2 separate regions of the Homo sapiens genome follow, and region 2 is linked to region 1. A link is an interaction called in ENCODE POLR2A ChIA-PET data of the cell type or tissue named here. Cell type or tissue: PC-9. All regions are shown on one strand. Region 1 overlaps JARID2 (jumonji and AT-rich interaction domain containing 2). Region 2 has its middle 65 kb from the start of LINC01108.

The links. ChIA-PET counts read pairs that join two places held together with the same protein. Peaks named below come from ENCODE experiments on the same cell type or tissue, not always from the same donor. Only the 100,000 strongest peaks of a DNase experiment are listed, where the experiment ranks them.
Region 2: POLR2A ChIA-PET joins it to region 1 with 10 read pairs; 2 of 35 experiments call an interaction of 5 or more read pairs at or near these places.

Annotation. Positions count from the first base shown.
Region 1 is chr6:15,250,489-15,252,988 of GRCh38, reverse strand. All of the region lies in intron 1 of JARID2 (jumonji and AT-rich interaction domain containing 2), which reads right to left. Among named protein-coding and RNA genes, the nearest start is that of JARID2-AS1, 3.0 kb to the right of the region's middle. RefSeq lists an enhancer at 574-1,349. In PC-9, no CTCF peak of the experiment used is centred here; a DNase peak (open chromatin) is centred at 1,378; H3K4me3 peaks cover 17 bases; H3K27ac peaks cover 2,127 bases.
Region 2 is chr6:14,219,492-14,221,991 of GRCh38, reverse strand. No RefSeq gene overlaps it. Among named protein-coding and RNA genes, the nearest start is that of LINC01108, 65 kb to the left of the region's middle. In PC-9, no CTCF peak of the experiment used is centred here; no DNase peak of the experiment used is centred here.

The DNA.
Region 1 (2,500 bases):
TAATGAGAATAAAATCTCGCTCACTCTTCTTCTACAAAAATGTAGACAGATACCACGGAGTTCTCACCTCCTAGAATAAAAGATGCCTGCAAGGGTGAGGCAAGTATGGAAAAGGTTTATGGACAAAAGGAATCAGAAAAACAAAGACTGGGGGCCTGGAAAAGCAATTGAGGCTTGTCTTAGGGAGTCACAGGATATAAAGAGTACAGTTATCTGGAGGACGGAAAAAAAACGAAAGATAATTGAGCACATGAAAAAACAGATTCATTTGGTTTCATTTTTATTAACAGGTAAGGCTTAAGGATTTAAAATGGAACAGACCTTCCACAATATCTCATAAGTAAAACAATATATAATTAAAGTTGCCAGATTACAAGATAGAAGCTTCTGAACTCCATGAATTAGGTGCAAAATTACTAATCTTTCTGCTCCCTGCCACTCAGTAAATGGCACAATTATTTTAACTCCAAAAGTAATACAATCACCTCAGTAGGACTACTTTAAACTGATCCACACTTTACATGTTACATGGCATGAAGCAGACAGGGAGTCCAGTTTAGCATGCGGGGATTAAGGCTAAACACAGTTGGAAGCACTCTTATCAGAGATGACAAGAACCAGAAGTTGGTTAGTTAATGGGAACAAGTTTGTTAGATAACAAACAATTTTTAAAAAAAAAAGGTATTCCCTAACATTTTGTATTAACTGACAGACAAATCTACTTTTAATTACGGTTTTTTTGATATGAGGCCATGGGTCTTCTTTCTGAGCTTAAGTCTCTGAACGTTCTGTTGTTCTACATTATGCTGTTTTGATTGTTGGGGAAGTCTGGGCATAACTGAAGTTTGGTTCTTAAAAGGGAATCACTTGCAAAGCAATGTGTGTGGACAGTCCTTTCAGATTTTCCCAAACATCTTAAAAATGTCTGGCCCACATTTTTTTTTGAATGGAGTCTCACTCTTTTGCCCAGGCTGGAACGCAGTGGCAGGATCTCAGCTCACTGCAACCTCCGCCTCCCAGGTTCAAGCGGCTCACTGCAACCTCCGCCTCCCAGGTTCAAGCGGCTCACCGCAACCTCCGCCTCCTGGGTTCAAGTAATTCTGCTGCCTCAGCCTCCCGAGTAGCTGGGATTACAGGCATGCGCCACCATGCCCGGGTAATTTTTGTATTTTTAGTAGAGACGGGGTTTCACCATGTTGGTCAGGCTGGGCTTGAACTCCTGACCCTCATGATCCGCCCACCTCAGCCTCCCAAAGTGCTGGGATTACAGGCATGAGCCACCACGCTCTTTTTCACACTGTTTCAAGGTTGACATAATACTTAACTGTAATTACAATAATAAGCCCAACTGGAATAACCAGATTTGGGAACAAACAACTGACACTTGGCAAGACTTCTGGGTGAAAGCCAAAGGGGACAGAGGTACATCCCAGAGGTGGCCAGGACCTGTATCCTGGGATATCAGTCAGGACATACTGCAGCCAACAGGGCAAGCAGGATGGGTAGACAAAAGGTGGTTAGTAGAGCTGCTACTACTGTAATCCTGGGGGAGACGTGGACCAGTAACATCAGGATGATCAGAGCAATGCAGCCAGAATTCAGACAATGTCAGGAGTGTGAGTCCTCACACCATCATGAGCAAGGGCAAACCACTAGCTTAAAAATGTTCAGCTGGCTGGGTGCAGTGGCTCACGCCTGTAATCCCAGCACTTTGGGAGGCCAAGGCGGGCAGATCACCTGAGGTCAGGAGTTCAAGACCAGCTAGGCCAATATGGTGAAATGAAACTCCATCTCTACTAAAATACAAAAATTAGCCGGACATGATAGGGGGTGCCTGTAATCCCACCTACTCGGGAGGCTGAGACAGGAGAATCGATTGAACCCGGAAGACAGTGGTTGCAGTGAGGAACCACTGCGTTCCAGCCTGGGTGGCTGAGCAAGACCCTGTCTCAAAAAAAAAAGGAAACAAAAAAACAAATGCTCTCTAGGTTAGCCTTCACCAAGTGTTTTAACGAACTACGCTTTTAATATGACATTCTCGTGTCTTCTCTGAAAAAAAAAAAAAAGTTCCATTTTGAAGGTAACAGACACCAATTATATACTCCAAAAGATTGTCTTGTTCTGAAGGAGGAAAGTTTAACATTTGGAGTACGGTATATATTAACACTGGAGTTATTTCCAAGGCACTTGGAAGTGCGTCAATAGCCTTCAGCCCAGCAACAGGGACTGGTTTAACCCACTATGAGGAAACAGGCATTACCGAGTACCAAATAATTCTAGTTGTCTATTTGGGCCAGTGGCTACAGGGACACACAAGTTAGGTATTAGCCTACTGTAAAATAATATAACCTGGATAATAAACCAAGTTGGATTACTTGTCGACATAATTTTTCTTTCAAATTTTAGTGACACTTTGGACTTCATTGTGTCTTCCTTCCATACTGTCCCTGTACAGTGATAGGAGCTAAACTGCCACTGCCCTGCACCTAAGTAACACAGA
Region 2 (2,500 bases), 1.0 Mb after region 1:
AGCTGGAAGGCAGGGCTTGTCTCCCATAGCCTGGAACTTAAGTATGCGCTAAGTTATATAATTTAAAAAAATCTCTAGTAAGATGTAGTTTCTCTGTTATTGTGTCATATAAAAACAGCAGGGTGGATTTTCATCATCTTTGCAGAGTTTCAGATTTTTTTTCTTAAAAAAAAAAAAAGAATTTATCAGCTTACAGGTCTGGAGGTCAGAAGTCCAAGATAGGTCTTACTGGGCTAAAGTCCAGGTGCCCGCCAGGCGCAGTGGCTCAGGACTGTAATCCCAGCACTTTGGGAGGCTGAGGCGGGTGGATCACCTGAAGTCAGGAGTTTAAAACCAGCCTGGCCAACATAGTGAAACCCCATTTCTACTGAAAATACAAAAAATTAGCTGGGCATGGTGACGGGTGCCCGTAATCCCAGCTACTAGGAAGGCTGAGGCAGGAGAATCGCTTGAACCCGGGAGGCAGAGGTTGCAGTGAGCCGAGATCACACCACTGCACTCCAGCCTGGGCAACAACTGTGAAACTCCACCTCAAAAAAAATAATAAATAAATAATAAAGTCCAGGGGCCAGCAGGGCGGTACTCCTTCTGGGGCCTGCAGAGGGGCATGTTTCCTTGCTCTGTCCAGCTGCTAAAGGCTGCTCCTTTCTTTGGCTCAAGATCCCCTTCTCCACCTCGGAAGCCAGCCACAGAGCATCTTCACACCTCTCTCCAACTCCCACTCCCCTCCCTTCCTCTTTCCCCTATAGGGATCCTTATCAAGGACACCTGTAATGGGGCTCAAGACACTCTACCCTACAATAGGGCACCAGTGCAGAGTGAATATTTTAAGCCAAAAGAATTTCAGAAATAGCAGGTGCAGGAAGGTCTCTCTGACTCCCCCTGCCCTTCTCCCCTGGGGCAGGTCATAAGAACCTCATGTGAGAGGAGCCCTCCTTACACTTAGAGGAAGACGGCATCCTTATCTCCAAGATGAGGGACACTCAGAGGAATCTGAGCAAATGGGTCTTGCTGCTCCCCCAGTTTCTCACCCTGAGCTTATACTCCTTTTGTTTTCCCTCAATCATATTTTTCCACGACTCTCCATTCTTCTTCAAGCCTACTGTAAAAACACTCGGGTTTGGCCAGGTGTGATGGTTCATCCCAGCACTTTGGGAGGCCGAGGCAAGTGGATCAGGAGGTCAGGAGATTGAGATCACGCTGGCCAACATGGAAAAACCCCTTCTGTACTAAAATATATACAAATTAGCCGGGTGTGGTGGTGTGTCCCTGTAATCCCAGCTACTCAGAAGGCTGAGGCAGGAGAATCGCTTGAACCCAGGAGGCGGAAGTGGCAGTGAGCCGAGATTGTGCCACTGCACTCCAACCTGGGTGACTGAGACTCGTATCAAAAAAACAAAACAAAACAAAAAAACACTGGAGTTTAACTGTTTCTCGGGGGTCTTCATTTCCTTGTAAAGGTCCCCATGTCACATAAAAATTATATTAAATAGACTTGTATGCTTTTTTTTTTTCTTGTAAATCTATCTTTTGTTACAGAGGTCCCAGTCAGTGAGCCTAAAATGGGTGAGGAAAAGAAACTTTTCCTCCCTTACACTTGGCTAATTCAGGATACTGTCTTCTCAAGGTTTTTAACTACAGCTGCAAAGTCCCTTTTGCCATGTCAGGTAACACAATCACAGGTTTAGGGGACATCTTTGGGGGACACATCATTCTGTCCACCACAAATGGGAGTTGTTATTATCCACAGGCCTGAAGGGGCGGGAAAGGGAACTATTTCTAGAACCCAGAGAGCAGTATGATGATGGGGAGGTGGTGGGAGGCCCATTGGTGGTGGTAATAAATGCCAGAATTCAATCTCTTCTTACTTTGTAGAGTCTTTTTTTTTCAAGATGGACTGACTGAAAGTAGATGCTGCACAGGAGCCCATCTGAAGGTTCAGACACTGTATTGTAACACAATGAAGGAAGTCGATGTCCAGACTCTAAAGCCAAGTCTCTGGGCTCAAATCCTAGTGCTACCATTTACCGGCTGGGTGACCCTGGGAAAATTATTTCATCTCTCAGTATCCCCATTGCAAAATACAGATGATGACACGAATATCTAATTCATAGAGTGGTTGTGAGCATTTAATGAATTGGCATTCATGAAGCACTTAACACAGCTAATAGTAAGTGCTATTGTTATTATTCTTCAGAGAGATTGAAGTGGATTTCAGGGAGAACTCTCTCCATGCTGCAGACAGAGAAAACAAAAATGGTTTAAGAGTAGAAGTTACAAAGTCAAACACTCTGAACCACAGGTCCTGATTTTCAGACAACCTGTTTCTCATATTGGGCAAGTCTGTGTGGACTCCCTCCAAAGTGCAGAGCAAGCAGGATTTACATATTTAACAAGCACATCTGGAAAGGCCGGTTAGTGCTCAAAACATACCTGTCAAATCGCATCAAAGCAACAGCTCTGATGGATTTAAAATATGTCCTCAAAAGACAAGATGGTA